Linked DNA regions of Mus musculus: regions 1, 2 and 3 are each linked to region 4. The links are chromatin loops, found by intact Hi-C in ENCODE. Cell type or tissue: heart. All regions are shown on one strand. Region 1 holds the start of Polr2a (polymerase (RNA) II (DNA directed) polypeptide A). Region 2 holds the start of Eif5a (eukaryotic translation initiation factor 5A). Region 3 holds the start of Pfn1 (profilin 1). Region 4 holds the start of Gabarap (gamma-aminobutyric acid receptor associated protein).

Region 1 (8,000 bases), 240 kb after region 4:
GAAACCCGAAAGGAGGACGACAGGACCAGGAACATTCTCCTCCTCCTGTCGCGTCAGAAAGAACACCCAACCAGGGAGCCGGAGCCCTAGCGTCAACAACTCCGCCGCGCGCGCTCCGTGTAGGCCGGTGCGGGCGGCCCCGTAGCGCAAGGGAGGGCGGGAAAGGAAGGGGCGGGACACAAGGGCGAATCTATAAAGGGCGTCACTCAGCCAGTTCTCTCCTCAGAAGCGCCGAGAGCGCGACCGGGACGGTTGGAGAAGAAGGTGGCTCCCGGAAGGGGGAGAGACAAACTGCCGTAACCTCTGCCGTTCAGGATCCCGGTTACTTATTTATTCGTTACCCCTTTTCTTCTTCCTCCCTCCCAAAACCTCCTCCTCTCCTCCCTTCTTTTGTTTCCTTTTTGGGAGCCGACGAATCTCCGGAAAGGGAGAAAAGGCTTTCTTTCAGCCCTTTTCGTTCCTCTGCCTTCCCCCCCCCTTCCCCCCTCCCCCACCTTTCCCTCCTCCAGCCTTTCCCTCCCTATCCCGGGAGGTCTTTCCTGGTGGCCGCCCGGACGGGTTCTGAGCACTTAGGCGGCGGTGGCGCAGGCTTTTTGTAGCGAGGTTTGCGCCTGCGCAGCGCGCCTGCCTCGCCATGCACGGGGGTGGCCCCCCCTCCGGGGACAGCGCATGCCCGCTGCGCACCATCAAGAGAGTGCAGTTCGGAGTCCTGAGTCCGGATGAATTGGTAAGATAGTCCGCCCGTCTCTCTGCTATGCCTTTGGCTGATGATCCTCTGGGAAGATGGGTCAGTGATGCTGATGTTGTGCGGGGGTCCAGCCTTCAAAAGTTAAATTATGCCAGGACTTAAACAAGCGAAATGCTATGCCTGAGATGAGTGCTTGACTGGACAGAGAAGAAAGATGTTTCCATACTTGAGCATTGCTGCGGTTCAACGAGACAGGGTTGAAAGTTGTACAGGAAGTGGATCCCCAGTTTTAGTTCTTTCACCAATATTGAGCATCCTGCTATGTGACAGTAATCAGACACTAGGAACACAGCTGCACAATAAATATAACAGAAACTCTACCTTCTAAAACACTATGGGAAAAACAGAGAAGAGAGCTTAAGAACAAAAAGAAATGAGCAAAAATAAGTACCTAGATTAAAGCAAAATGAGGAAATGCTGTAAGAAGTCACTGAAATTGAATGGTGTCAGGGTTTGGAAGACATACTTGCCAGGGATGGTGACATTCCCAAGTAATATCAGTCATCAGAGCTATTTTTTTAGGTGGAGGAAACAAGTGTCATGGGACTGAGAGGGAAATAAACTTGTATTCTAGAGACTGAAAAGCCAGTGTTGGGGCAGGCAGGGTTAGTGGGTGCGGAGAGTGCACTGAAGAAGCACGGGATATTGTAAATTACGCTCTAGAGAGTCCAAATTTCTGTTTTCAGTAGGAAACCACTGGGTAATTATAAAGGTGACAGTAGTAACTTATACACACACGCATGTACAGAAGCTCCGTAAAGAGCTGATGTGAAGTGGGTGAGGATAGACAAGGGATAGCTTTTGGAGACTTGGACTTCTTCCTCCTGAGAGGAATAGAGAGTGGAATTAAACAGCTGATTCTAGACTGAGGCAGTCCTGTTGGGGTAAGGGCTCAACTATAGCAGAACTCAAAAGAAAAAACAGAAAAACCTACATCAGGGCTGGTAAGATGGCTCAGCAGGTAAGAGAACTGACTGCTCTTCCGAAAGTCATGAGTTCAAATCCCAGCAACCATATGGTGGCTCACAACCATCTGTAATGAGATCTGATGCCCTTTTCTGGAGTGTCTGAAGTCAGCTACAGTGTACTTACATATAATAAATAAATCTTAAAAAAAAAAAAACAAAGCCCTACATCAGGTTTCTGGACATCCAAGACCTCACAGACCGACACAAAATAAATTCCAGATAATTAAAGTAATAAAACATTAAGAAAGAACAGGATTTTAGGGGAGCTGATACCAGAGGACAAACCTTACATTAATAAATAAAGGTAAATTTTCTGATGATCCTACAGTAAGCTAAGCATTGTACTAAAAGAGTAAGGCAGACATGGGCCACTTTTATCAGAGGCTCTAGAACAGAACTAAAATAAGTATATTGGGAAACAAATTTGTACTGTGATGGACAGGGTTTGATTTTTCAGGGTTTTGTTCTGTTTTGCTTTTGAAGCAGGGTCTCTGTATGTAGCACTGGCTATCCTGGAGCTCATAGCCCAGGCTGAATTTTGCTGGGACTGAAAGTCAGCCTTGTGCATGCTAGGCAAGTGCTCTTGACCACTTGGCTACATGTATTTGAAGCTCTTGGTATTTTGAAGCAGAATCTTGCTGTTCAGTTCAGGCTGCCCTGCAAATGGTGATTCTTCTGCCTTACCTTTCTGAGTGCTGAGAGCATAAGCCCATCTCACCTGGCGTGGTTAGACTTTTTTTTCCTTTAACAAATTAAAAATAAAAGGGGGTGGGGTGGGGCTGGAGAGATGGCTCAGTGGTTAAGAGCACTAACTGCTCTTCCAGAGGTCCTGAGTACACACACATGGTAGCTCACAACCATCTGTAATAGAAATTGATGCCCCTTTCTGGTGTGTCTGAAGACAACAGCAGTGTACTCATAAAATAAATCTTTTATTTTTTTAAAGGTTTCCTAATAACAAGTTAAAAAGAGTTTCTTAATCTGGTAGCAAAAATAATGAGAAGATGAGTGACCTCATGCATTATTGATAGAAGAATAAGTTGGTTAGCTTTTTGGAGATCATTCAGTCTTTAATATATGTATCTCTTGACCCAGCATCAAACCAAGAATTTATTTAATTTTTAAATTGAGACAGGGTTTCTTTGTATAGTTCTGGAACTTGCTCTGTAGACCAGGCTAGCCTCAACCTCACAGAGACCTGCATCCCAAGTGCTGCCACCACCACCTGGCCAGGCCAGCCTTTACCTTTACGATGGTACCTACCCACTGACCTCTGTTCTGAGTAGCCCTGCCTCAGTCTTCCAGTAGTTGTAGAGATGTTTTCATCATGGTCCTTCCCTTCATGGCATCCTCTCAGGAGGATCCAGACTCCTTGAAATTCTGCCCCTGCTTGCCTCTCCATCTTATTACCAGTCTCCTGGTAAATTAAAAAAATATTTTTAGATTAATTTATTTTATGAGTATTATTAATGTTTTGCCAGCATGCATGTATGTACACCACATGTGTCCCTGGTGCCTGAGAGTCAGAAGAGGGCATTGGGTCCCCTTAAACTGGAATTCTTGAAGGTAGTGAGCCACCATGTGGGTGATGGGAATAAAACCTAGGTCCTCTGCAAGAGCAACAAGTGCTTTTAACCACTCTGCCATTTCTCTAGCCCTTCTTGGTTTCCTTTTGCAACTCTGACCTGCTTAGCTTTTAACACTGCAAGTTTATTCTTGCTTCAGGGGCTATTTAATCAGTCTCTGCTGCTTAGAATAACACTGCCCAGACCTTATTGCCTGCTCTTCATGTCAGTGTGTTCTGTATTTAGATGTCTACTCTGACCATTTAAATAGCATCCTTCGTTCTGTAACCCCCTACCCTTTGTTTTACTTCAATAGCCTGCCACTGTTGGAGGATTAATTTTCTTAACTTTCTGTTAGCATTCCAAGTAGATCCTGGTGCTGATTTGCATGTAATTAAAATGATTTGGGTAAATACGTTTTAAGATTGTTTGAAAATGACAATTGAAAGTCACCTAAATATTTACTAATAGGAACCCTTTTTGAATACCGTAGGTCCTATCTTTAGAATAGAACAAAACTGCCCTATAGTCTAGATCCAATGTTCCCAAACTGCTGTCACATTTGAAAGCACTGTAGCAAAATCACAGGGGCACAGGGTATTCTGTACTCTAGAAGTATAGGTGCTCTGTACTCTACTAGTTGCACATGGTTCAGTTCCAACATTAGATGGCGCTGGATCCCATTGAATGACATCATATGTTTGAGAAGCTGAATTGTTTTTTGTTTGGTTTGGCTTGCTTTTTTTTGTAGGGTTTTTGTTTTGTTTTTGTTTTTTGATATGTGTGGAAAAGGGTGGAGGTGCTCTTAGAGATCAGGGGATTTTTTGTTTTGTTTTGGTTTTGGTTTTGGTTTTTTTCGAGACAGAGTTTCTCTGTGTAGCCCTGGCTGTCCTGGAACTCACTTTATAGACCAGGCTGGCCTCGAACTCAGAAATCCACCTGCCTCTGCCTCCCAAGTGCTGGGATTAAAGGCGTGCGCCACCCCGCCCGACTGTTTTTTGTCTTTTTGAGATCAGGGGATCTTATCCCCTGGAGCTGTATTCAGGTTGTTTACAAAAAATTAAAAAATAAAAAAAATTTGATGTGTGTTTTTGTGTGCATATGTGCATGGCATATGTATGTGGGGGAGTCTGAAGAGGTGTTGGAGACCTGACACAGTTGCTGAAAACTCCCCTCCAATTATCTGCAAGAACAATATGTGGGTGTTTTGTCCTTGTTTGGTTGGGGGGGGTGGTAGTTTGGTTTTTTTGTTGTTTTGTTTTGTTGAGATAAGGGTTCTCTGTATGGCCCTGGCTACTGTGGAACTTGCTTTGTAGAGCAGGCTGGCCTTTCACGAAGAGATTCAGAGATGTACCTGCTGAGCTTAAAGGAGTTTGCCATCACACCCAGCTCTGTGATATGTTCTTTTTTTTTTTTTTAATATTTATTTATTATTATACATAAGTACACTATAGCTGTCTTCAGACACACCAGAAGAGGGTGTCAGATTTCATTATAGGTAGTTGTGAGCCACCATGTGGTTTCTGGGATTTGAACTCAGGACCTCTGGAAGAGCAGTCAGTGCTCTTACCCGCTGAGCCATCTCACCAGCCCCTGTGATATGTTCTTAAGCACTGAGTCAGCTCTCTAGCTTTTTTGTCTTTTGAGACAGTGTTTAGATCTGAGTTCTGGGGTTATAGGCAAATGCTACTGTGCCTGGATCACAAAGCTGCAATTTTAGCAATTGCTAAGGACTAGTAGATTTGGAGCATGAAATGGGGTGCTGTTAGCTAAGGATTGAGAGGTCAGACAGCATTTAACAGTTTTAAGTAAGAAATTTTATTATTTCATTGTTTATTTAAACAAGATGTCCATTGTAGGCTCAGGCTGGCCTCGCACCCTAAAACCTCCTCCTGGGTGACAGGTACATGTCACCATACCTGGCTTTATTTTAACAAATTAAAATATTCTTCAGCTCATGTGTTTGTTTTTGCTTTTTGTTGTTGTTTTTTTGTTTTTTTTTTCAAATGGCTACTGGTTGCTAAGACATAAATATTTTTAAGTTTGGGTTTTCTTGCTTAATGAATCTTTTTTGAAGGTATTGTGAACAGATAAGAGAAAAAGTTACTTAACAATATGCAAAATGAGGTGGATTTTTTTGAGACTTGGTCTCACTATATAGTTCTGGCTAATCTAGAACACGTTACATAACCCAGGCTTGCCTCAAACTTGAGCTCTTTCTGCCTGGTGCTAGGATAACAAGCATGGGCCCTTATGCCTGCCTTTTACCCCTTTTTAAAAGATACAGCACTTAGGGCTGGGGAGCTGTGCAAGCATAAGACCTGAGTTTCAGTTCCTAATAGCCATGTAAGAAATCAGGTGTAGAGGTGTGCTCCCATAATCCCAGCAGTGAGGAAAGGAGGAGCTCTGGGGCTTGCTGGCTTGTTAGGATAGCCACATTGGTGGGCTCCGAGTTCAGTGTGAGAGCCTGTTTTTAAGGGAATTACATGGTTTTAGTTTGGGTAGGAAGATGGGTAATAAGGGGCTTTCTGTGAGGTATTCTTAAAGTTTTGGGGTAGAAATTGAATTACAGAGGGCTCTTTGAATTGGTAAAATGTCTGCTGCTAGGACTAGAGAGATGGCTCAGTGGTTAATTTACTGGCCTTGGAGAGGGCCTGAGCTTATTCTCAGAACCCACATGAGTGACTCACACTCACATGAAGGGGATCTGATGCCTCTGACTCCAAGGGCACCTGCACTCATAGACACACAGGACATGCATACTCATAATATAAAATTAAATTTAAAAAAGAATATATGTTGCCATGGGGCTAAAGAGATGGCTCAGTGGTTAAGAGCACTGGCTATTGGACTTTGGCTTAACTCCTAGCACCTACATGGCAGTTTACAACACCCTAACTCTGGTTCCAGGGAGTCCAGTGCCCTTTTCTGGCCTTCTTTGGTACCAGGCACACATGCAGTATACATGCAAGTAGAACACTCAAACACATGAAAATACATTTAAAAAAAAAAAAAAAAAAGTCTGTCAGACTGGTTGACAGTGCTTGTAAGTTCAAGGCTGTTCTGATCTATATACTGCTAGTTCCTAAACATTGAGGGCTACACAATGAGACTCTTTAAAAAGAAAAAGAAAAAAAAAATCGCCGGGCAGTGGTGGCACACGCCTTTAATCTCAGCACTTGGGAGGCAGAAGTAGGCAGATTTCTGAGTTTGAGGGCAGCCTGGTCTACAGAGTGAGTTCCAGGACAGCCAGGGCTATAAAGAGAAACCATGTTTCAAAAAAAAAACCAAAGAAAAAAATGCTGTTATAGGAAATGATTTGAGTTGGGGTGGGGAGCTAGGAAAGTTAGTATTGTGGTGTGTGTCTGTCTGGGGCCAGGGGAAACCTGGCATTAAACCCTCACACATGCTAAATACACACTGTACTACCAAACTGTATCCTCAGTCATTCATGTACTCTTTGAAGTGGGTAGTTACACTAATGAATGAGATTTTCTTTGTCTTAAAATTAATTACAATCTAATAAGGGTCTGGTTTCCTACAGTCTGCCAGTATATTTAACCATTTGCTGGTGTGTAGACTAGCCACTGAGTGTGTGTGTGTGTGTGTGTGTGTGTACGTGTACACGTGTCATGTTCTGTGCCTCAAGGATTATAGTCAAGTGGGAGTAACATATATAAGCAAAGTTAAAGTTGTGCTTAGCAGAACCTTCCTAGTATGGGTAAGACTAGAGACTAGAGATAAGGCTAATAGAGTGAGATAAGACTTCTGCATCTGGCACTTCTTCCTGACTGCAGACACTGAGTGACCAGCTACTTTCACACTCTTGCCACTGTGCCTTTGCTTCCGTGGTGGACAGTATTCCCTCAAAGCTAAAAAGAAATAAAAATAAAAAGAGAAATTGGAAAGGACATCTGAGCTGACTCTTACAAAGGAATGAGTTTACTCAGTCCGTGTATAACAGGGTGGTAAGACTAGAGGAATTGTGAGGTAACTTGCTGTAGTAGAAGTATATAAGGTAAGAGAATGTAGCAAATAAAGCTGTAAAGTGAGTTGTTGAAGGTCAAGGATATAAGGACCTCATGTGGTTTGATATAGGCAGATGAAAGAGAGTGAAGAATTAGTGAGCTTTGTAGAGCAGGCTGTTTAGTTTTTTTATTGTTATTTGTGTATTTTCCTGTGACCTGGGGTAACACAAAAGAACAGCCAGCTTCACACATACACACACACACACACACACACACACACACACACCAAGAATGTCCTGTAGGGGGGCTAGAGAGGTGGCTCAGCAGTTAAGAGCACTGATTGCTCTCCCAGAGGTCCTGAATTGAATTCCCAGCAACCACATGGTGGCTTGCAACCATCTATAATGGGATATGATGAACTCTTCTGGTGTGTGTGTGTTTGAAGATAGCTATAGTGTATTCATATAAATAAAAATAAATAATATTTTAAAAAAAGAATGTCCTGTATTCAGTAAGAACCAGTGTTTGGTTAAAGTAGTGAATAATCCCAAACTAACATTTGTTAAATCTTTAGTAGAGTGGTCCTTCCATTTATGCATTTATGCCTGCTACAAGGAGAGCCTCTGGACTAGTCTCAGGATGCTTGGAAATAGAATTAATCAATTAGATGAGGCTCAGTGAGTATTGACTGAGCAGAGAGAGGTGGAATTTTTTAGTGTACTTTTTTTTTTTTAAAGATTTATTTATTTAT
Region 2 (8,000 bases), 73 kb after region 4:
CATTTGTAAGTAACTATTTTCTAGAATGAAGCATACTAAGAATCCAAACCAAAAGTGTGCTGAGGAGCATCATGGGAACTCAATTACAGCTTACGTTCATGGACCTGGATGCTAATGCAGTTTCTTTCTTTCTTTCTTTCTTTCTTTCTTTCTTTCTTTCTTTCTTTCTTTCTTTCTTTCTTTCTTTCTCCTTCTCTCTCTTTCCTTCCTTCCTTTCATTCTTTCTTTTCTTCCTTCCTTCCTTTCTTACTTTATCTGCATTTATTTTCTGCTGAATTTATTCCTGTCATGAGTTTTTGTTTCTTCAGTTTCTTCTGGGATATCTTTTTCTTTCTTTTTGTTTGTTTGTTTGTTTGTTTTCAAGACAGGGTTTCTCTGCGTAGCCCTGGCTGTTCTGGGACTCACCTTGTAGACCAGGCTGGTCTCAAACGCAGAAATCCGCCTGCCTCTGTCTCCGGAGTGCTGGGATTAAAGGCGTGTGCCACCACTGACCAGCTCTTTTAGTAATTCTTTTTTGCCTGAGTTTTACTATAGAGTTAACCCTGACTAACCTAGAGCTGTTAATACAGACCAGGCTGACCTTGAATTCACAGAGATCTGTCTAACTCTAACTCCTTGTGTCCAGAGTCCGGAGTGTAGGAGTTAAAGGTGTGTGCCACCACACCAGCTTTGTTGTTTGTTTTTTAACATTTATTTTTTAGCCAGATATTAGTGGTATAACAGTCTTAGCACTTAAAGGCAGAGGCAGGCAGATCTCTGTGAGTTCAAGGCCAGCCTAGTCTACAGATTGAGTTCTAGAACAGCCAAGGCTACAGAGAGAAACCCTGTCTCAGAAAACCAAAAATGAAAACATATTTTAAAAAACTAAGTGAGCTGAAGGAGTAAAGCACGCGCCACACAGGGTGATGACCCGGCTTCGAGTCTCCAGAGCCCACAGGGAACCGGTGAGTTGAATACAAGTGCTCCTACTTGAGATGGGAGGTGTAGACAGAAGAACCCAGAATCTTGGGGGGCTAGCTAGCAGGCCATATGTATCAGTATACAACAAAGTGGCCCAGTTTCAAATGGGGTGGAAGACAGAGACTCTAAGCTGAAATTGTCTTCTGAGCTCCACACGTGGTGCATGAATGTGCACACTCACACACATACCAGTACACACACATCACACACACAAAGATTTAAAAAAAAAAAATCAGGTCTAGAGAGATGGTTCAGTACTTAAAGAGTACTTGCTGCTCTTCCAGAGGACTGAGTTTAAGTTCCTAATATCCATGTCAGATAGCTTGTGGTTATCTTTAACTTCAGCTCTGGGGCCTCTGGCCTCTGAAGGTTTGAGTTCTAGGACAGCCAAGGCTACAGAGAGAAACCTTGTCTCAGAAAACCAAAAATAAAATAAAATGAAAACATAATTTAAAAAACTATGTGCGCTGAAGGAGTAAAGCACGCGCCACGCAGGGTGATGACCTGGGTTCATTTTCACACCTATACACACCAGCACTCAGACACAAGGTTAAGGCCAGCATAGAATACACAGTACCCTTTCTTGAAAGAAAGAGAGAGGAGACCCCAGTGTGTTGGTGAATAACTTCAATCTCAGTACTTGGAGGCAGATGCAGGAGAATTCCTGTGAGTTTGAAGCCAGCCTGGTCTATATGAGTTCCAGGACAGCCAGAGCTCTATAGTGAGCTCATGTCTTATCCCTCCGACCTCAGGGGTTCTTTCTTTTCATTACCAAATCTATTTTCATTATGCTAAACAAACAAACAAACAAACAAACAAACAGGTAAGGGACGTAGGCACAGCTTGATCCTTGCTGAACACTCACTGGCCCTAGATTCAACTGCCTGGTACCATCAAATAAACGAGCAAGTACAGGCCAAAGCTGTGCTTTAGTACCTGAAGAGGTGTGTGACTGATAAGTCTAGGATTTTTTTTTTATAATCTGCCAAAAGATTCATCCCACTTTCCCCCTCCCTTATGGTCCATTCCCTAAATCCTTTGCATTAGGCAACCACTAATATATTTTTTGTGTATCGTGTTTGTGACATTTACAGTTCTACTAATTGTCTCTGAATAGCCCTAGCCCCAAGCTTTGCACCATTTGGCTTTTACAGTTGTCACATGTGTCCAGAAGTTCATATCTTTTTCAGTACTGGGACAGAATTTTAAAATAGGGTTTTACTATGTAGCACAGGCTGGCAATCTTCCTGTTTAGCCAGGAGATAGGATTACTGGCATGTATTACCACACCCAGAGAATGACCATAAACTTCCCATCCTCCTTCCTCTGCCTCTGGGTCCTTAGGTGCTGCAATTACAGGGAGGGAGGGTGGCAGGCCCTGTGCCTGGCTAGGATTGGATTATGTAGGCTACCATAGCCTTGAACTACTGATCTGCTGATCTCAGCTTTCTCAGTGCTGGCATTCCACAGAAAACGACAGAAAATTCAGGAAAAGTGACTGAAAGATATAGGGTGGATAGTTCTACTGTGCTACACAAACACGTAATAATTCCAATTAAGTGCTTGCAAGCGTTCCAGTAAGTTGGAGATTAAGATATCATTTAATATCCTTACTTAGTGGTAAAGAAATTAAAAGTACAGTAATTTGAAGTGATTTCTCAAAACTATAGGTGGCAGTGCATGCCTTACATCCCAACACGAGAGGCAGAGGCAGGTGGATCTTAAGGCCAGTCTGGTCGACTGAGTGAGTTCCAGGACAGCCAGAGCTACACAGAGAAACCCTGTCTTGAAAAACAACAACAAAACCACCACTACCACCAAAAAGGTTTAGATTCCTAGACCAGATTTTTTTGTTTTGCTTTTGAGTCAAGAATTCACACTGTACAGACCAGACTGGCCTTGAACCCACCTGGCTCTTACAGGATTAAGGGAGTGCTCCACCACGCCTGCATTATCTAAGGAGTAGGAATCCTGATCGCTCATCTTTAGATAACGTCAAAGTAATTTAATATTGCACTGTTTTGTTTTTTTCTATTCTCCTGCTCCAGTTTCTCAAACTCAGAGATTACAGGCATCATAAATTTCAAGACCAACTTTATGTGCTGGCTTTATAACAAGTCTCAGCCTCCTAGCGATCTGGCAATAAAGTCTGTGTCGCCTGGTCCAGAGCCACTCTTCTCATAGGGAGTTTGATTTTGGAAGAAACATTAGACATTTCCTTTTAGAAACCTCAAGCCGACCTGGGAAAACAATCGGAAACGCTATGTAGTTCTCTTTATTTAGGATTTAGAAAGGAAAAGCTTCTATGCGAACCTTAGGAATCAACACTAACCAGGGTTTAGACAAGATGGTGGCTTGTATCGGATAGCTCTGGATACTGAAACTATAGCGCACAAGTTGTGTAAAGTACCGAAGCCGGGATGGTTGTAATCCGACCACACTAGCGTGAGAGCAGAGTCTCCCACGGAAAGCAGTCTCTTGAGCACGTGCAGAGCTGGGACAGCGATTCGGAGAAGAGCCACACACCTAACTAGAAAGGTTCTCAGAAACGTGTTTGTGAGTTGTTCAATTCCAGTTAAAGCCGAGGTGTGGCGCCTGCTCAGACGCATGCGTTCTTGACGCCGCAAGCAGCACAGTGGCGTGGTCTTTTCAACACCCCGCGTAGGGACGACGTCTGAGGTGGAAGGGGCGTTTAGGATTCCTAACACGCATGCGTTGAGACCCAGGCGTTTCCTTCGGAGGGTGTGGAGTGCAGGGTTCTGTATTGCGCAGCCGCAAGGGTTGCCCGGTAGAGCGAGCTGTCGCTCAAGGGGAGGGAAGAAGAGGTTGAAGGGATTTAAAAAAAAAAAAAAAAAACCCGGTGCGCCTGCGCATTGCCGACTGGTTGGAAGCACTACGGACTGGAAAGGGGCGGGGTCACGTGTGTGCGTCATCCGATGGGTAGGTGGGAGAGAGGGTGGAGATCGGGGAGGGTCCATGCGCTTGCGCAGTGCGGGGGTGGAAGGTGGTGGAGCTACCTAGCACGCTTGCGCGGCTGTCATAGGGCTGCTTGGTTGGTCAGTGGGGAGTCGGCGCCTGCGTACTAAGACCCGTGTGCAGCAGCGGCGGCGGCGCTAGAGGCGGCGGCGGCGGCGGCGGCAGCACAGTAGCGGGTTCGGAGGCAGCAGTTGGGCTCGCGGCGAGCGGACCAGGTCAAGTCAGTGCGTTCGCGCGAGGTGAGAGCGGGCAGGGCGCGCCTGCGCGTAACCTCGGTTTGAGCTACGAACGAGAGACGGAACTACGCGGGGGTCGGGGAGGGGGGCAGAAGGGAGCGGCGGCTGTCGCCGCACGGGTTCGGTGAGGGAGCGGCGCGAGGTGCGGAGAGGCGGGTGCAGGGCCCGGTTGGCGCGAGGGGTGACGGTTGGGGCCGGCCGGGTGACGTTGGAGCGACGCAGGGCGGGGGACGGCGAGCCGCGAGGCCGCCACGCGGGAGAGGCCGCCAGGCGGCCACGCCGGGGCGAGGGCCCGGGGCCAGATCGGCCCAGACAGGGCAAAGGCTCCTGTGCGGTTGAGGACCGGCGCTGCGCGGCCACGTGAGGTGGGGGAGGGGGCTGTTAGGTGAGGGCATGTGGAGGGGGTTGGCGGCCGGCGGGGGGAGGGGAGGCGGCATGGTCCTGGCCTGGCGCAGCTTTGGGGCAGGGGCAGCCGTAGCACCGGAAGTGTTCCCCATTGGAGGCTGCCCTCGGGGTCCGAGGCCATGCGGCCGAACGTTGACCGGGGCCGCATGGCTGCACGGGGACCCCTCCCCCCTGGCCCGGGCCACCGGAAGCCCCGGGCGACCACATGGTGGGCGCGAGCCGGCAACCCTCAGCGCAAGGAGCTCTGGTCTTTTTTGGGTTTCTCCGGAGCCTTGGATTTTGGCGTGCGGGAGAGACCCTACCCTTGGGTCTCACTCATCCCGCAGGGCCCGTTGCAGGCATATGTTAGTGTTCCCCAGCCTCATGGGCCTCTGGAGCTCATCCCTCAGTCTTCATATGAAGTGAGACGTCCAGCCAGATGTAAGTGGTACTGCTTTGCTGGGGAAACCGGGAAAAGTGGGGAAACTGAGGGCGATTGGACTGATGCCCAACTCTTTCTCGGCCCATGCCGACAGCGCCTGAAAGTAGTGAGCTTCTAGTTCCCCTGCGGTGATCTTCGATCTTCACCATGCCAGTGCCTTCCCTGTCGTGTTTTGTTTGGGAGTTACTGTGTTTTAAAGTCCTTTACTCTGCCAGCCTAGTACGATTTCTATTACTACTACGAATCTTTTGCTTTCATTTTATTGTCATTCACCACCCCTCACTTTCTACTGACTGTACAGGCTGGGCCTGAAAAGCCGACAGGACTGGTGCATCCTGGGAAAAGTGGGAGGGCCATCGACAAAAGGCTGAGTTCCCTTCGGGAACTGAGATCGAAATGTTTGGCAGTGGGATCCTTTAGGAAACTACTTTCTCTCCCTTGACTGCATCTGCAAGTGCACGTTGGAGGCGGGAATCCCCCAAAGAGGCCTTGTGGTTTCCTGTACCAATGACTGGCTTGTGTGTGGACAGGGTGGGGGGGTGGTGTAACAACTGGGTGGGGCCTTGTCCTCCGTCTCCACCCCTCCATTAGCCCCGCCCTTCAGCTGGCTCATTGCTGCTCACCTAATTATAGTCCTGGCAGAGTGTGGGGAAGAGGGGGTGGTTGGTTTCAGTGGCGAGTAACACCTGAGTCCTACTCGCTCCCGGGAAGTAGCCCTTTCCTCATCTCTGGGATTTGGCATCCCAACTCCCAGGAGGCTTCCTTTCCCTAGCCACAACTTTAGATGTCATTGTGGGGGCCCAGGGGATCCCCAGCTGTTTTACCCCCAATACTCAAGCTCTTCAATATGTTTGACTCCAGTTTCAAAGCAGGAAATGCAACTTTATTTAGGTGGGTAATGAATGAAGGGGAAGTGGATCAGTGTTTTAGGGAGGAATGGGATAGATCAGCGATCTCATTTAACCTCCATCGTTACTGACCCTAGTTCTCTTCTTGGCTTTAGTTGGAATCGAAGCCTCTTAAAATGGCAGATGATTTGGACTTCGAGACAGGAGATGCAGGGGCCTCAGCCACCTTCCCAATGCAGTGCTCAGCATTACGTAAGAATGGTTTTGTGGTGCTCAAAGGCCGGCCATGTAAGATCGTCGAGATGTCTACTTCGAAGACTGGCAAGCATGGCCATGCCAAGGTTAGAATCACCTCTCAACATCTTGCCTTCCCTGCAGCTCCCACACCCCTAGGACTCTGGGCAGTGAACTGTTGGCTCTAGTCTTGACCCCTTTTGCTGTTTTCCTTTTGTTCAGCACCCAGTTTTTTGCTCCAATTTAAAACTAAACTGTTCCCAGTTTCTTCTGTAGGGTACCTGTCATGCTATGTTTTTTTCCTCCCTCTTTGTGCTAGTTTTCTTTTGGTTTGTATATTCAGTTTCTTATTCTTGACCTTGGGCTCCTTGTCCAGGATTTCTCCAGTCAAGGACCCCTCCTCCCAAGGCAGCATTCTTGGGGTGCTCCAGTCTGCATTCTCTAATCACTGCTGCTGCTCCTTCAAATTCTGGCTTCCCCTTTGGGGTTGTGATAAATCTCAATGTCCTCTACCTTCTGCTGACTGTCCACTGTTCTTTGGTTTACTTAAGACGGCATTCTTTCTCTTAGCTTAGACTTTCTGACTAGTTGAAATTTTTGTGTTATATTTCCTATCCTTTGTTGACATTAAATATAAGGCGTGCTCCTCTTCTGTTTTCCTTGCATACTGACTGCACAGTCCCTCTGCTCTTCTCCTGGGTTATCGTCTTCAGATCTTTTACATTCCTTTGCTTCATTTTCTCAGCCTATTCCACTTGTCCACGTTTGTCCAAGAAACTTTTCCCCAGATACTTCCCCAATAAAATAAAACGGTCTCATGTACTCCAGGGTACCGTCAAACTTGAACTTCCTTCCACCTCTACCTCTCTAGTGCTGGGATTACAGGCATGTGTCACCATGATTGGCTTATGTGTTAGGCATCGGACCCAACGCCCTGTGCTGCTGGGCAAGTGTTGTGAGCAGTTGGGTGATATCCTCAGGTCTTGCCAGTCAGTTTTTGAGACTTGATGTAAATGAGTTCCCTGAGACTGACTTCCCTCACTTGCTAACCTTCAGATGTGATCTTTTAAGACCTTGAAGACTTTAGTATATCTTTCTCACTTGGTTCATTTATAATTCCTTAATCTTTACCCATAACATGGCACGCTCACCTCTCAGGCAGTAAGTGACACAGACATTTGTCTCATACTTCAAAAATTGATTTGTTGGGTTTCTCTTTATGATATATGTACACAGGTCCATCTGGTTGGCATTGACATTTTTACTGGGAAGAAATATGAAGATATCTGCCCGTCAACTCATAATATGGATGTCCCCAACATCAAACGGAATGACTTCCAGGTATGTTATTAGGATGAAGATGATTGGTGGCTTAGAAGAGTGTGTATGTGGGGGCGGTGTTGACTGCACCTTGTGGGGAAAGAGGGAGCTGGTAAAGGCTGTGGAGTGAAGGAAGTTGCTGTCACTGTAGTTGGTCTGTCCATTCTCTTATACTTAACCTACTTGTACCTGCTTTTAACTTCTCCCAGCTGATTGGCATCCAGGATGGGTACCTATCCCTGCTCCAGGACAGTGGGGAGGTACGAGAGGACCTTCGTCTGCCTGAAGGAGACCTTGGCAAGGAGATTGAGCAGAAGTATGACTGTGGAGAAGAGATCCTGGTACGATGCCCCCTCCTTGCTTTGTATGCTGCTTTGATCCTTAATTCGAAGTCTTTCAGTTAAGGCATCTCTGGACTGTCATTTTGCTTTTCCAGATCACAGTGCTGTCTGCCATGACAGAGGAGGCAGCTGTTGCAATCAAGGCCATGGCAAAATAACCGGCTTCCAGGTGAGAGAACGCACCCCCCACTGTCCCCACACTTACTGTTGAAGTTACATCCTATATCTTAAACATGATTTCTTTCTCTTGCCCAGGGTG
Region 3 (8,000 bases), 660 kb before region 4:
CCAGAGAATGGGGTTCAGATTTCTAAGCGGGTTAGGCCCTTGGCTTTGAGTTCCAGTCCCCTATCCCTGTCCTGAGTCAGCCCACACGGGCTCCTTCCGTGCTGGGTTAGTCTTGGCTCACCTTTCCCCAGGTATCGTGCTTTGTCTCCATCTCGGAGTTCCAGTGCTTCATAGATACCCGTGGAAGCTCCACTGGGCACAGCTGCTCGGAATCGACCTGGGGGGAGGAACTGCAGATCAGAAGGAGTCCACCCACAAAGGCCTGGGGTCACCTCCCCTGGACCCAAGAATAGGAGTAAATACAGAGAAACCCCTGCTTCCCCCAGCCTTGGAGCCAGGAAGAGAAGGGGGGAGGGGAGGGAATCTCTGATGAAGGACAGGACGAGGTTGAGGGTTTTCTGAGGCAAAACAAGCCTGTGTTACCCTTGGCTGTGTGCAGGTCCACCTCCACCGTGGGGTTGCCCCTGGAGTCCAGGATTTCCCGGGCGAAGATTTTTTGCATGGCCATGGCTGCACCACAGGAGATGTGAGTGAGCAAGAGTGGACAGTTGATCCCTTAAGGAACTAGAAATCCCTTGCCCTTTTAAGAGTCTTCTCCACCCGAAGAAGGCAGGTGCTGGAGCTAAAAATACCCCATAAAAAGGTCACAGACCAAAGAGGAAGGCAGACTGGTCCCTTCCCCCCCACTCAGAACAGCTCTTGTTCCACCCTTCCAATCAAGAGAATCGAGGGTTCATAACTTTATAACTCCCAAGATGACACCACTCCCTGAACACCTCACGGAGCTTACACCTTCTTGCACTTTATGATTAAGTACTCTGCTTGCTACATCTTCCTCCCCCTCAAACCTATCTGGTTCCCATTGTCCCATTCCCAAGTCCTCCTAGACCCCAGGCTCTCTGCCTGGCTCAACTGTATTTTATCTACTTTCCCATTCTTCAGAGCCTTCTTTCCTGTATCTGTCAGTAACCCTCAGTATTTTAATTCTGCTTCCTCCAACCAGACCTCTCTCAAGTACCCTCAGTCCTAGGAAGAAAAAAAAGCCCAAATTCTCCTCACTTTTTCCAAGCCAGCACCACCCCACTCCTGCACACCATGTAACCTTTTACCAAACCTGGAAAGCCTTCCTTGGAACTTTGAGTGGAGTGTCTCCTCTAGGTAGCAGCTGGGACAGTGTCAGTTCACCCCCTCTCAGACTGGGCATTTATCTCCAAGCCACCCTGTCCCCCAGCCAGCCCCGCCTCTCTCATTCCATCCTCCTCCCCTCCACAGGCAGGCAGCCAAGTGCCCACTGCAGCCCGAAGCAAAAGCTCCTGACCTGGGGCCCTGGGGCGTGTACCCCCTTCTCAAAAGCTACTGACTGTCCCTATGCATTCTCTTTCTGTCCCCCAATAAAAGTCTCTACTTTGAGGTTCACTCTTTGGGAAAGCTGGAGAGAGGTTTCTGATGGGAGGGTCTTTCCCCTCAAACTTACATTCCACTCTTGCAAAGGTTAAAGAGGAACCAGTGCCCTTTTAGAAAGGCCAGGGGTAACCTGAGCCCTGCAGGCTGAGGAGGGGGCCTAGGAAGGGGGCTGCAAGACTGACACGTGCTCCACTCACTCGGAGGCAGGCGGTGCAGGCCACACAGTTGGGGGAAGGCATCAGTGATGCTGAGCAAGCTCTGTGGTCTAAAGTCGACACCCCTCGACCAAAGAAGGCCTGCGCTTTCACCTCTCAGGGTCCTCAGAACAGCCATTCCGGCACCACTCCACCCTATCCTCTCTTGGCCAGTGATGAGCGATGAGAGGCCAGGAGACGAATATAGACCAGCACTGAGCGCTGGCCTGGCGCCCGAAAGATACTGCTGGGACAGCATTTATGTTCCTGCGTGAAGCCTAAGTGGTCAGGAGCCCTTTTCCCCACCGACTGTGGGCGCTTCAGCGCTCAATCCTTGCCTATCAAAGAATGGTGTTATATCACGAATGGAAAAAACAAAACAAAACCATGAATGGACGTGAAAAGGGGATGACCCTTTGTAAGCTCTTGGACGCCTGTGGCCACTCTGTCCATCCATTTGCAGCACCGCAGGAAGTGAATCTCTGCACTCGGTAACTCTCTCCGCCTTAGCAGGTCTAGGGGTCTAGGGCTAGTGTGGGGTCTGCTCCGCGTTTTGTGGGAGCCTGGCGGGCCGGCTGGTTTCCCAGGGCGCCTCATCTTTTCACTCGCCGGCGCTGGAGCTGGTGACTCACGCGGCGGCCGGCTCTCGAGCGCTCCTCCCCGTCGGCCCTCCCCACGGGGTCGCCCTCCTTGCCTCCACCCTAGGGTCCCCACCTGTCGTGGCGTCCCTGTCCCGCCCCTCCTCTCTTATCTCCTGCCGCTCCCTGCGGGATTTTTCCACCCCCGGGCAGGAGGCGCGCAGATCAGAGGTCAAGGGATGGCGGGCGCAGGCCGCCACGTGCCCCAGCGCGGCCCCGCCCGTGACTCAGCCACGCGGCTGTCGAAGAACCTCGGCTGGGGGGCGTGGGGAGCCAGAATTTGGGGATGAACGTCAGGGAACCCAACCCGGCTCCAAAAGGCAGCGAACCAAGTACTTCCACTGGGAGAGGCTGCACACCCTGGCGCCCCTCCTCCGAGGGACCGGAAGCGGCCGAGCCCCTCGGAGGCCAGGGTCCCGGGTGACTCCTTTACTCCCTCCAGCCTCAGTGGCCTGCCATTCGCCCCTAGACCTGCTCGGCGGCGAGTGAGCTGACCGCACATAAATACTTAGCAAAAGTTTTTCTGGAAAAGAAGAAAGCCCCAGTGCGTCCAAAGTAGAGGGGACTTTCCTCTTCTTATAAAAGTTGTCATCCTTGGTACTTTAGTATTCTTCCGCCTTGAAAAATGAGTCCCGTCGTGTCACCCGGGTGGCGCCCCTATTCAGTGACCTCTGTAGACAGGGTTCAGGCATGGGGCGAGGCTGAGCTGGAGCGGATCCAGCGAAGGGAATGATTCCTCGGGAATCTAGGGACGCGCTCGAATGAACCCAACGTGTGCGCTGTACATGGCAGACGGTTGGGACAGGTGCCCTGGTTGGAGAGACCTTTAGTACTGAAAATGACTAGAGTATTATATCGATTTCACTTTTGCTCCCTTATCGTTTAGATAAATGTGGAGAAGGCAGCAGGGCCCAACCCGGGGCGTCTGCCCGTCCCGACTGCTGGGGACGCGTCTTCCCTCCTCGGATGGTCCAAATGTGTCCCGCCAGGCGCGCGCTCACGCAGCCAAGCCGCTAGCCCCAACCGCCCCACGCGCTGGCTTCTCACTGCCCCGGCGCAGGCGCGGGCGCACGCGCCGCCGCCCGCCGTTCCTTCCCTCCCGCGGAGGTGGGGGTTGGGGGGTGGAGGAATGATTCGGTTTAACCCTGGGTTCCCCGAACCCACTTCAACTTGCTCAACCTTACTAATTTTCTTTTTTTTTTTTTTTTCTTTTTCTTTCCCTGCTTCCTCTGGCTTCCTCCTTCTATAGCCAAGTGGTATTCAGGATGAATCGGAGCGAGCCCTAACCTTAACCTCTCCTGCCACCACCACTCTATATAGCCTTTGGCGTGGCTTTCCATCGAACTCGGCAAATTTTGCAAAGTGGGGGGAGGGTTTTTTAAAAATTGCATTTGCAAAAGTTCGCTATCTGGCCCGGCGGGGGGGGGGGGAGGATGGAGGGAGGGAATGGGGCGCAGGCCCCGCCCCGCCGCCCTTTGCAAATAAAAATCTAGAGGGGGGGGGGAGGAGCAGGAAGTGGCGGTGCGAGGGCTGCTGCACAGCTAACAGAGCCGCGTTCCGGACGGCAGCGCGTGCCCCGAGCTCTCTGCCTTCCCCCGCCCGCCAGCCCGAGCCCGAGCCCGCGATCCCAGCAACAGCCCGCAGAGCAGCCCCAGCAGCAGCGCCATGGCCGGGTGGAACGCCTACATCGACAGCCTTATGGCGGACGGGACCTGTCAGGACGCGGCCATCGTAGGCTACAAGGACTCGCCCTCCGTCTGGGCCGCCGTCCCCGGGAAGACCTTCGTTAGCATTACGGTACTGCGAGGCTCGTGCGGTCCCGAGCAGTGACCGGCCTTAGACCCTCTGGGGGACTGGGGTGGGGGCGGGCGCAGGCGAGCGAGGGCAGCGGGAGGCCGTGATCCGGTCCTCTCCCATCGGCGGGGCGAATGGCGGCTGCGTGAGACTGGCTCCCTCTGTGGTTCCCCGGGCTCTACGCCCCTCGGCGGCGGCGCCCATCTCGCCCGCCGCCCCGCTTTCTGCGACCGGGCGTTACATCCGGGGCCCAGGGCGGGGAGGGGCGCGGCGGCCGGTGCGGCGGCCCACTTCCGCCTCCTCCAGGGCGGGGCGGGCACGCGCTGCAGTTTTAGCCCGGGATTATGATTGATAAGGGGCTCCGGAGCCTGGACTCCCCTTCGGGCCGAATGCTCGCTCTCCCTCCACCATTGTTCCCCCTGACGCTGATGGGAGCGCCAGGCGCGTGGCCTTGGGCCCGGGCCGGACCTCGGTAGCCACCCTGCCCCTCCCAGCTCCGTTAGAGAGGGCGAGGCCGCCACACACACACACACCCCCCAAGTCGGCACGTTAGCCTCAACATTCCTGGGAGGCCGATTCCGGAAGTCCCCTCGCCCTCCCTTCCCGCCATCCGCCCGGGCCCGGCGTAGGGGAACTTTGTGAGAAGTTCTGAGACGGTAAAAGTGAAGGAATAAGGTTGCTGCTGTCCCTACCACCACCTTCCCTGACCACACTGCCCGGAAGTGGGGAGGGGGAGCGGAAGTTCGAATGGGGGGAGGGGATTTCCGGGCGGGAGGGTACCGGATATAGGGGTTTGGGGGTTTAAGGGGGAGAAGGAGAAAGGTTCTCTGGGATGTCTAGACTCACACACAGACTAGTCTCCTGCCCTAATAAACTTTTTGAACTTAATTAGAGAGCCCCCGGGGTCAGCTTCCTTATCTTGGGGCATAGCTACCTGGACCCAAACTCCAGGTTACCCGGAGACCCAGGCGTCCGGGCTCCTAACAACGCCTGCAGAACCTTTGACCAAATAAGGACAAAGTTACTTCTCCTCCCTTCCTACCCCCTCCCTTCCCCTCTTTGCTTCTGCTTTTCCTGAAGGGCTGTTCTGAGCATCCAAAGGCTCCCCCTCGATCATTGATCGATTTCTGGTACCCAGCATTTGCTTTCCCTATTAAGCATGAACATCTAAGACTTCAGAGGAATACTTTTTCCTCCTTGACCCATTTACCAGACTTTAGGACCATGATCGGTCTCTGCAATACCCACAGTACTGGGTTTTCCCCCCAACTTTTGGTGGTGTGGATGAAGCACCCTCAACTCCAGCTCCACAGTACATAAGAGGACAAGTTATGCAGGTGCACTAACTTAATGAGGTGATTAATTCTTTTAGCCAGCTGAGGTTGGTGTCCTGGTAGGCAAAGACCGGTCAAGTTTTTTCGTCAATGGGCTGACACTTGGGGGCCAGAAATGTTCTGTGATCCGGGACTCACTGCTGCAAGACGGGGAATTTACAATGGATCTTCGTACCAAGAGCACCGGAGGAGCCCCCACCTTCAATGTCACTGTCACCATGACTGCCAAGAGTGAGTTTGACTGATTCTCTAGCTTTGAAATCCTTTTGTTAGTCACTTTATGTGTCCTCAGTGTCAAGGCTGCATAACAGTATTTACTCTGCTGGTTATGGGAACCGTGGATGGTCCTTTGGGTTCTGACTCTGGCTCCCCAGCTTGTAAAGAAACTAAAACTTATATTACCTCTTAAGTCCCTTCTTGCTTTGAGCTTTTTTGAGATTAGTTTGCTTAGGGCAGTTGGGATCTTAAGTCAGCATTTGGCTCTAATCTCCAGTTCTGTAAAGACTTGAGAGGTAGGAAGCGCATCACAGCCGTTCCTAGCCACCTACAGCCTGGAAGTTTAGGACCTCTAAATTTTGCCTTTTTCTTTACTACTCTTAAAGCTCTTTTTTTTTTTTCCTTCTTTGAAAAGCTCTATTGTTTTAGGATGACTGACAGCCTGCCTGTGTATAAGGGGGGGAGGGCTGGTTAGGAGGGCTGAGGTTAGGTTACAACCCCCGGGGCCAGACAGCTGCTGAACAGCTGGCAGGGTTGAATTGTGACACCTGGGTCCTAGCTTCCTTTTTCTTTCCTCCAGCGCTAGTCCTGCTGATGGGCAAAGAAGGTGTCCACGGTGGTTTGATCAACAAGAAATGTTATGAAATGGCCTCTCACCTGCGGCGTTCCCAGTACTGACCTCATCTGTCCCTTCCCCCCACCGTTCCCTTTGGCTTTTGCACCCCCTTCTTTCCATACACACACATACCATTATTTTTTGGGCCATTACCCCATTTCCCTTATTGCTGCCAAAACCACATGGGCTGGGGGCTGGGGCTGGATGGACAGACACCTCCCCCTACCCATACCCCCTCCTGTGTGTGTTTGGAAAATTTTTGTTTTTGGGTTTCATTTTTTGTTTTTTGGTCTTTTTTTTTTTTTTTTTTTTCTGAATAAAAAAAGATTCTACTAACAAGGACCTGTGTTGGTTTGCACTTGGCATTAGTTGGGAGACAAGCACAGTGACCCACCTCAATTAGGTACCTGCTTCTTGGCTGTGTCCAGAATGAACTCTTATTTCCAGTCTTATTTCCTTTTCTAAGCCCCAAGGACTAAACTAAGTAGGCATTCTTCTGTGTACTTAGTCATGTGACCTAGGCCCCTCTATAGTGGTATTTCCATTTTCAGGTCCAGTTGAATTAGTATGTAATGGAACATAGCCATCCAGACCAGAGAATGGGTCCAAGCCTGCGGGTGAGGCAGGGCCACTTGAGTCATCCTGTGTAGGTGGGGCTCCCCTCCCTGAGTCATAGCAAATGCAGCTAGGGCTCTCCCCGACAAGTTCATCCTATGAGGTGATTATTTTTCCAGAATTTCACCTGTGTAAAGATGATCTTAACCTTTTTTTTTCATCCACAAAAAAAAACCAATTTTATTAATCCAAGAAATGAAAACCATGTCCCTATGGCTTCTAGCCCCCTCAAAAGGATGAGGCTGGGTTCATGAACCTGGGGTAGAATGTCCCCTATCCCTCACCCTCAGCTTATTAGACTGGAAAAAGAGTTTGTGCAAATAGGACGGTCACCAGAGGTACCAAGTATGGGGGTGTCAGGCCAGGGCAGCAGATGAAGGAGGTGAGGGATCTGTGGAGGGCCCAGGGAAGACCAGGGGAGCAGGGGCTAGGGATCCAAAGGAGGTGGGAAGAGTAGGGCTAGAGCCCAGGAGTGGGGTCCATTCTGAAGCAGGTTGGTCCCTTGGCTCCCCTTCATCGCCTTCCTCTTGCTCTTGAGTTTCTTCTTCCTGCTCCTCATCGCCAGGACCCCGATGTACAGGCTGTTTGCAGATGGGGCAGGTCTTGCGGGTCTGAGTGAGCCAGGGGTCCACACAGCGACTGTGATAAGCTGTGGAGTGGTTTATATGAAAGGCTGGTCTCTGCAGGTTGGGCAGGAACACAGACACAGGCACATGTGGGCCTTACCATGAGCACAGGGAAGTACTCGAAGCTTGTCCCCATCCTCATATTCATCCAGACAGATGGCACAGACGTCATATTCATCTCCTGGGAAAGGAAAGGATTCACTCAACTATTGGCAGTCACGCCCAAGAAAACTCACTGTACAAGTCTTATTGCCCCGTTTTCTACCAAGCCAGTGCAAACTTAGGGCACCACATAAAATCTTGGGGCTAGAGGGGACAAGCAGAGATAAGGGAAGTGAGTTGGGGGGGGGTAGGAGGGGAAAGCAGAACTGGGAGGGGCGAGGCGTTTGCTATAGCCTTATATGGTACTGGAGGCTCCAAGTCTAGATAACCCAACCCCTCACCTGCTTGCTTTGAGTTCTTCTGGCTCTTACACCTCTTACACCCCACACACAAAGTCAAGTTTCCTTTGTTCATCTCTGCTTTCCAGCGCCTGCTCTACCCTACCTCCTTTGCTTGTGGTT
Region 4 (8,000 bases):
GCACTGGGGCGAGAGCAGCGGGGGGCCGGGAAGTATGCGTCAATGATGTGGGAGAGAGTGGAGATGCCACTTTGGGCCCATCCAGATCAAAAAGAGAGTCCTTGAGCTTCATCTTCTCAAGCAGAGTAGCACTGTCAGGAGCCTGCAGACGAGAAAAAGTGGACCTTGGGGGTCCTGGCTGGGTAGGACCTGATTGAACTGCCCTTCTCTTTGATGACTTTGCTTTCTTAACAAAAGTCTGGATAGTTCGAAGGTCCGACGGGGCCGAGTCCCAGCCATCACTGTCTGCTGCACTCTCACCTCGCAATGGAGAGCTAGAGCCAGAGGCTGGCCAATCGCTTTCCTTAAAAGGAGGAAGAGACTAGGGTCAGCCGGAGTCTAGTGACAGCTCAGCCCTGCCACATGTCCAGCATAAAAACCAGGAACTAGACGTATCCCTACCCCAAATCTGATGTGTACTCTATAACCTACCTTCCTCACAGTCCTCAGGGGACCTTTAGAACACAGAAGCCACAGCTGTTACTTCCAGCACTGTTTTCAGTATCTCGTTTGCTAGGACACTCATCTCCCTACAGCTTACCTGGAAACACTTTTCTGTTAACAGCCACTCAAAACCATTAAAAAGTCTTGAGCAACACTCCAAATTTTTGTTTCTGCCGTTCATTGCCGTTATTCCATCCCTCCAAACCAGCTCTCCCACCATAGCCCTAAGGGCTTCCGGTTTTCTTAGTCTTGCATATTACAGTAGGCTCTTCCTATAAAGTAATTCACTCTGCCTCACCTCAGCTACTTTTCTGTTCCTTACCTCTTTGCTAGGGGGGATGTAACCAGCATAGGCCAAGACAAAACTGCAGAATTTGTTAAAATCCTCAATGGTTCTCCGCCTTTTCTCCGGTGGCTAAATGGAAAGACAAAACACGATCGTATGGAAGCCAGGCACGAATGTTAAAGGAGCCCTTCCCCAAAACACAGCCCCCTAAATTGTCACTCAGTGTTCTGGTATGGGACAGCTCACCTGAGTCTCTGGTTTAAGAGTCGGAGGCGGATCTGTGAAATCAATAAAAGCTGAGTCAAGGCACTAGAAAAGAGTCCGTGTAAAATCCTACCTCTAAACCTCGGAGTTCCCGACCTAATCCCATCCACCGTGAGGTCGCCTAGCCCAGCCAGCCACAGCCCCCAGCTGTGCCGGACCCGCCCCTGCTCCCCCTTCCGCCCCAAGGGGCGGAGCCTGGGCGCGGCGCCCTCCCCGGCCTCGCTATAGCGCTCCCCTTCCCCCACCCCGAGGCCCGGCGCCCCGCCCCCTCCCAGCCTCTCCAGTCAACTCGGCTCTCTTGGCGCCCCACCCCGCCATACCGCTCCCGGGGCGAGACCAGGCCACCGCCCGCCCCCGTCCTTCACACGCGCCCGGAGCCCAGAGTTCCCAGCCGGCCGCGCTCCACTGCCCTGGGCCCTCCGAGACCGCACAAGCCGCCTGCCCGCCCCCAGGGTCCAGGATGACCACGCTGAACTGCTCCCCGCCCTCCGGGCCCCTTCGACTCGAACACGAGGCCGGGCGCGCCCCTCACCCCCACCCCAAACACACACAGGCTCACACTCCCCAACGCTACTTCGCGTCCGGGACGGGCGAAGAGCTGCAGCCCGGAGCCAGACCCCCACCCCACCCCGCGGCCGCGCTCCCCACAATTTCGCTGTCCCTCCGCCCCCATCCGGGGCTTTAGCCCCTCCCTCCCCGTCTCGAGCTCTTCGGGCTCCCCGCCGGGCCCCCGGGCCCAGTTCCGAGCTTCTCCGGCCGCCCCCCTCCCGCCCCCGGACTCAGCGAGTCCCTTAGGCTACGGACCCATAAACTCTAGCCCCCGGTCACCCTCCAGCCGCTCCACAGAAGGCCCCCTGACGACGCCGCTACCCCCAATACACACTCCACAACTCGGAAGCTCTTGCCCCGGCCGACCAACCCCCCACCCGCGCAAGTTGCCGGTCTTAACCCCCACACACACACACCTCGCCCCGCCGCCCCTACAAGTACCGGGCTCGCCTCGCTTCCCAGTTCTCCGGCCCCACAGCTGCCCCTCGGTATCGGGCTCTCTACCGGAGACAATACCCAGACCCTCTCCCCACTCCACAACTACCTGCCCACCCCTCTAACAATCACCAAGCTAGCTCTGGCGGCAACTACGAGGTGCTCAAGCGCCACCGCCACCAACTCCCCCACCTCGGCCAACTACCGGGCCCCTCACTCAATCCTCTTCGTGCTCCCTCAACTCTACGGAGGGCAAGCAGCTTCCCCCAGCCTCTCTGTCTCAGAGCTCCAAGCAGTCCGAGGCCTTTTCAGCCCTTAGTTCCCGAAGCTGGGTCTCGGGCGCTCAGACCCCGCACCGCCACTCTCCACGCTGTACCTGATGTCTAACTATCCCGACCCAGTCTCCCGCTCCTCTTTCTCCAAGCTATCTCAACTCATCGCCCTTCCACCTCAAGAGCCAGGGCCCCGACCCCCTTTCCCGCACTCCTCCGTTGGGTGCCGGGGCTCGACCTCCAACTTTGCCCATTGAATCCTCACCCCGCTCCCTGTCCTCTGTGCCTATGGAGTGCTTACCTTCGGGACTGGGCTCCGCCATGGCTTCCAGCATCGCCCCCTCCCCTCCACCCGGTCCGGCGACCCCCTCCTCGAAGCCGGGATTCCCGGTGCTGCCTTGAGTGCTCCGTGTTTCTACCGCCTCGCTCCACCGAAGTGTCCGCTTGGCGCGGTTGAGACTCCACTCCGCTACCGCCACCTCCCTCCACCACTGCCTCCCGCACTCCCGGACCGGGCCCCCTCCCCCCGCACCGCCGGCCGCCTGCTCCCTCCTCCTCCTCCTCCTCTCTCCTCCCTCCCTTCTGCCCCTCCCCGCCGGCACTATCGCGCAGTGCACCAAGGGATTTGTAGTCTGTGCAGGGGCAGCGGAAAGGGGTATGCAAGATCCTCCGGAACTTCAGTTCCCAGGAAGCCACGGATTGGCGCAGGCGCAATAAACAACTTCCCCCCACCACCAGGGGAGTGGCGGGGAGATACGCAACGGGGAGCGGGAAGAAGAGCGGAAGAGTGCACATTGACTCCCGGGAAGTGTAGGCTGGGCGGGACCAAGAAAGTAGACGAAGAAGGGATTATAACTCTCGGCCACCATACTGCCTCACTTTGTACCTTCTTTTTACCCCCTCAGGGTACCGCCCCACTTCCGGCCAAAAGAAGAAATGGATGCTGGGAGATGAAGTTCTCCTAGTAATAATGGCACCTTCTAGTATTTGCCCTCTCTCAAATTCTACTTTACAGACTCCCATACCCTGGCACAACCTCTGCCAGTGGCAGCAGTAATAGACAGTCCTTTTACCACCTCCCAAACATGAACATATCTTCTTTAATGTAAAGTAACATCTGGATATTCTTACTTAAAAATGGTACTTTCAAACTTTCTCCATACCTCCCCACACTAGCAACCACCACCTCTCTGTTTACATCACACCCCAATACACACATAAATAAAATGGAACTTTCATGAGATAATGTTCACATTATTCCACTCACTAAAAAACAGGAAATTACCAACATCAACAACGCGTTTCTATTTCACTGATCTATACCTCAATCCTTCCCCTTTCCCACTACTGAAGTTCACGATACTTGAAACAAAAAACCAGGAGGTGGAATGACACAGGGCAAATTCAATTCAGCTCGGTGGTTTCCTTTTTATTGATGTGCCTCCTACCTCCCCCATCCAATGTCAATCCCTTCCACCTACCCCCCAAAAAGAAGATAGTGAAAGGAAGGGATTATTGGGGTTCTGAGCCCGATGGGCAGTTAGAAAGGGAATAGAAACCAAAACAATCATCGGATGTGACAGAGATCGACAATCAAGAAGTCTAAATCAGAGTGGGAATGGAGGGTAAACAAGGGGAGAAAGAGATGTATGGAGGCTGTATCTACCATTACCCCTCCTGCTGAGAGGGACTGGAGAGACAGCCTCAAACATTAAGTGCAGGTCCTGAAGAAAGGAGGTGGTGTTTGAGCCTGAAGGAGGAACTGGATGTCAAGGAAGGAGCGCCACCTCTCTTCGTAGAATGGAACCCCCCACCTCAGGTACAGCAGCTTCACAGACCATAGACGCTTTCATCACTGTAGGCAATGTATAGAAAGAAGTCTTCTTCATGGTGTTCCTGAAGTAAATGCAAAAGGGGGGGGGGAGGTTAAGGGAACTCGTTACTCAACCATTCACCACCAATACCTCAATTCCTCAAGAACCACTTTAAGCATTGCCTGGTAATTTCAGATGCAGGAAAGGGCCGAAAGGTAAAGGCTACCAAGGCAACTTAAGAACCGGACTCAAAATAGATTTGAAGATACAGATCATCTGTAAGCAACAGTAGGCACTAAACGTGGTCCCTAGTACAGAAGGAATAAAAGAAAAGCAATCATTCCTATTTTATCTCTCTCCTATAGGAAAGGCTGACTTGGACTGGGTGGTAGTGGTGCACACCTTCAATCCCAATGCTCTGGAGGCAGAGGCAGGCAGAACTCTGTGAGTTAGAAACCAGCCTGGTCTACAGAGTGAGCTCCAGAACAGCCAGGGCTACACAGAAAGACTATGTCTCAAAAAACAAAACAAAACAAAACAAAACAAAACAAACAAAAACAAAAACAAAAACAAGCTGGGCTTGGAAGCGCAAGCCTTTAATCCCAGCACTTGGGAGGCAGAGGCAGGTGGATTTCTGAGTTCGAGGCCAGCCTGGTCTACAAAGTGAGTTCCAGGACAGCCAGGGCTTTACAGAGAAACCCTGTCTCTGAAAAAAAAAAAAAAAAAAAGAAAGAAAGAAAGAAAGAAAGAAAGAAAGAAAGAAAGAAAGAAAGAAAGAAAGAAAGAAAAAGGCTGACCTCACTGCCCGGTGTGGTGGCACACGCCTTTAATCCCAGCACTCGGGAGGCAGAGGCAGACGGATTTCTGAGTTCAAGGCCAGCCTGGTCTACAAAGTGAGTTCTAGGACAGCCAGGGCTATACAAAGAAACCCTGTCTCAAAAAAACAAAAAACAAACAAAAAAAAAAGAGGCTGACCTCAAACTCACTATACTATGTAGTCAACAACTTCCAACTTGATACTGCTGCCTCGGCCTCTACCTTCCTCTGCTTCCACAGTGCTGGGACTGAAGCTGTGCATGATCATGCCCCACGTTCAGTGGTTTTGAGGGTTTTTAATTTGGGGATTTTTATTTTTGATTGTTTTATTTTTATTTTTATTTATTTATTTATTATTTTTTTTTTTGAGACAGGGTCTCACTACTAAGTATCTCTGACTAATCAGGATAGACTCAAACTCAAAAGAGACCCACCAGCCTCTGACTCCTGGATGATCGGATTAAAACTGTGTGCAGAAACAGCTGTGCTTTGGATTTAAAGGATCAAAGGTATGTGTCACCATTCAGGATGAGGACTTATAACAACTCTAACACCAGCACTCAAGAGGCATAAGCAGGAAGCTCTCTGAGTCTGAGGTCAGCCTGGTCTGTGTGTCAAGTTTAGGGCAGTGGTGGCGCACACCTTTTGTTAAGCCCAGCCCTAGGGAGGCAGAAACAAGTGGGTCTCTGGGAGTTTAGAGGCCAACCTGGTCTACAGAGGGGATTCCAGGACAGCCAGGATTATACAGAGAAGCCCTGTCTCCTAAAGAAAACGAACAGAAAGTAACAACAACAACCACCACTCCTCAAACGCAATCTATTCTTTGACATCTGGGACTCTTGGAGAGACTCACTTAGGTAGTAAGTCCCAGTCAGAACAACTCCACCAGTTCATACTCCTCCCTATTCTCAGCGCTAGTAAGATCCCACGGCAGGGCTGTACTGACATTTTAAAGTTAGCCAGCAGCGACCGCTGGCCTTTACTTTCCTCTCCAAACACTACCGTTCCTTCCAAGGTACTGTACCTGGTACAGCTGACCCATCGTGGCACTGGTGGGTGGAATGACATTGTTGACAAAGAAAAACAAGGCATCTTCAGCACGGAGATGAATTCGCTTCCGGATCAAGAAGTAGAATTGACCAACTGCCAAAAACAGGAGATGCAAGCAAGTCACAGAGGTCGTAGGCGCCTCCAGAGAACAGCTGCCAGGTGAAGCCTCCTCCCACAGAGTTGGCAGGCCCACCCACAGAAAGAAACGTGCACCACAGGTCAAGCCCTCACCTGTAAGATCAGAAGGCACCAGGTATTTCTTTTTGTCCAGGTCTCCTATCCGAGCTTTGGGGGCTTTTTCCACTATCACCTGATAAAAGGTAAGAATGAGAAAAATGAATATATATATATATATATATACATACATACACATATATATGCTGCTATATCGATGAAGAACTCAACATACAATATTCCCTTTTACTGAAACCTACTGGAATCTCATTTCTCTAGTTATCCTTATATACGTGGTGCACACAGCATTAGGTCCAAAGCTCCTGGCCTCACTCTTACCTAAATATTGAGAACTGATCCTAGAACGGCGCATCACAATAACTATTTTCACCAGAGAATACAGGATGACTTGTTTGGGTCAAAAATCTACATTAAATCTAGCTAGTTGGGAGGATGGCCATGGAAACTCTGGGTTGTCAAGCTCACTAAGGCCTCTATTCTGAGAAATACCCTGATCTCTCTCTCCCGTCCACATCTTAGTCCCCAGCTCTACTTCAGGTGAGAGACCTCTGGTACCAGAGACAACAGAGTTCTAACCCCACGACAGACAGAGCCTGACTTCAGCTTTCCCAGACTCAAGCATAGCCTGTGGCGACAGCGTCAGCGACGCTAGCCTGGGCCCTGGCTACTGTCCTTACCGGGACCCGGTCTGGGTATTTCTTTCGGATTTTCTCGCCCTCAGAGCGGCGCTTCTCGAACGGATGCTCCTCTTTGTACACGAACTTCATTCTCCCGAGAACCGGGCTGGACCGAGCTGGGCTGAGGGAACCCAGGGGGGGGGCCGGGACAGGGGGCGGCGGCGGAGGCGGCTTCGACGAACAGACTTGGCGGAGCGATCCACGAATTTGCGCCACTTCCCTATTCATCAACCCCGCCCCCGACCATCGGACCGGCCCCGCCTGCTAACATACGCCACTAGCTCAGCTTGCTAGCGCAACCCGTAGCCTGGTCCTCTTACGCCTTCAGCGTAACTGCTTTGGAATCAACTTGTGGGTTACACATATGACATCGCAGATAAGGTTGCTGTTGTTTCGAGTGAACTGAAAAACCCTTTCCCACAGTACAAAGTTGAGGACGAAACTGGTACCCAGTGGCAGTCATGAGATTTAGTTCTGCAGTTCTCGGAAATTACGTTGGGGAAAGGCAGACAATTACAAGTCTAGGATTTCATGAGACGTGTTTCTACGCTGAAGGTGGCCGTTGACACCAAAACAAAGTAGTACCCAAGCTGTGGATATGGACACCATAAGACAGAAAGGAAAGAGGTTTGCAGACACCCAGGGAATGCTCAAGGCTCAGGCTTATGTGAACCAAGAGAAACTGCAAAAGCCCCAAAGATAAGGACTACACCAGAGCGGAGGAACACATTTCTGAGTGTAGATAAAATCATGTGACCTCAGAAAAGGGCGGAGAATCACGTGGCGGGTGGCGAAAAGTAGTCCCGGCTCTGGAGAGGAGGTGCCAGGAAAGAGGGTTCCGCCCCAGGTTACTGCTGGAGTGCCAACACCTCGTAGGCAGCGCCCTCTTAGCCTGTCCACGTCAACTTCCCAGACAAGCCCAGCCTTTCTCCAGCTGTATGCCCTTCCAGGGTTCTAGAGTTTTCCCTCTTTAGCCTTCTATATCCTACTTTAAAGTTGTTGGTCCACTGTCCATCAGGGACTCCATCCAGTCAGTGGGGCCTTTCCTGCCGAACACTGAACATAAACTACTTTATCCCTGTGCTAAATCCCACTTCCCCCCAACTCCAAACAGCATCTTCTCCCTCTGCTTCAAGGACAGAGCAGATGTCAACAAAGT

Evidence for each region. Hi-C counts contacts between places; a loop is a spot of excess contacts. Peaks named below come from ENCODE experiments on the same cell type or tissue, not always from the same donor. Only the 100,000 strongest peaks of a DNase experiment are listed, where the experiment ranks them.
Region 1: a loop joins it to region 4, with 2.8 times the contacts of the local background. A loop is called at or near these places in 2 of 42 quality-filtered maps.
Region 2: it touches region 4 in a loop (2.5-fold over the local background); 12 of 42 quality-filtered maps call a loop at or near these places.
Region 3: it touches region 4 in a loop (2.9-fold over the local background); 5 of 42 quality-filtered maps call a loop at or near these places.

The regions. Positions count from the first base shown.
Region 1 is chr11:69,750,858-69,758,857 of GRCm38, reverse strand. It overlaps Polr2a (polymerase (RNA) II (DNA directed) polypeptide A), which reads left to right and starts at 225. Exons shown (of 29, transcript NM_001291068.1): 1 at 225-727. The coding sequence starts at 635. In heart, a CTCF peak has its summit at 3,946; DNase peaks (open chromatin) are centred at 167 and 587; H3K4me3 peaks cover 3,409 bases; H3K27ac peaks cover 2,233 bases.
Region 2 is chr11:69,917,338-69,925,337 of GRCm38, reverse strand. It overlaps Eif5a (eukaryotic translation initiation factor 5A), which reads left to right and starts at 3,952. Exons shown (of 6, transcript NM_181582.4): 1 at 3,952-4,175; 2 at 6,002-6,187; 3 at 7,317-7,421; 4 at 7,610-7,741; 5 at 7,837-7,910; 6 at 7,997-8,000. The coding sequence starts at 6,023. The coding sequence ends at 7,899. In heart, a CTCF peak has its summit at 3,539; DNase peaks (open chromatin) are centred at 3,897, 4,677 and 5,577; H3K4me3 peaks cover 4,247 bases; H3K27ac peaks cover 3,756 bases.
Region 3 is chr11:70,650,382-70,658,381 of GRCm38, reverse strand. It overlaps Rnf167 (ring finger protein 167), which reads right to left. Exons shown (of 9, transcript NM_027445.3): 8 at 7,538-7,618; 9 at 6,961-7,460. The coding sequence ends at 7,168. Pfn1 (profilin 1) reads left to right here and starts at 3,732. Exons shown (of 3, transcript NM_011072.4): 1 at 3,732-4,033; 2 at 5,403-5,595; 3 at 6,161-6,535. The coding sequence starts at 3,902. The coding sequence ends at 6,258. Eno3 (enolase 3, beta muscle) reads right to left here and starts at 1,206. Exons shown (of 12, transcript NM_001136062.2): 1 at 1,115-1,206; 2 at 424-510; 3 at 122-217. The coding sequence starts at 508. In heart, no CTCF peak of the experiment used is centred here; DNase peaks (open chromatin) are centred at 1,811, 2,461, 3,241, 4,261 and 8 weaker places; H3K4me3 peaks cover 7,631 bases; H3K27ac peaks cover 6,302 bases.
Region 4 is chr11:69,990,644-69,998,643 of GRCm38, reverse strand. Gabarap (gamma-aminobutyric acid receptor associated protein) reads right to left here and starts at 7,274. Exons shown (of 4, transcript NM_019749.4): 1 at 6,842-7,274; 2 at 6,201-6,279; 3 at 5,944-6,062; 4 at 3,695-4,185. The coding sequence starts at 6,931. The coding sequence ends at 4,120. Phf23 (PHD finger protein 23) reads right to left here and starts at 2,878. Exons shown (of 5, transcript NM_030064.4): 1 at 2,591-2,878; 2 at 1,016-1,047; 3 at 806-898; 4 at 1-343. The coding sequence starts at 2,624. In heart, a CTCF peak has its summit at 3,043; DNase peaks (open chromatin) are centred at 1,353, 2,993, 7,073, 7,653 and 2 weaker places; H3K4me3 peaks cover 5,313 bases; H3K27ac peaks cover 4,392 bases.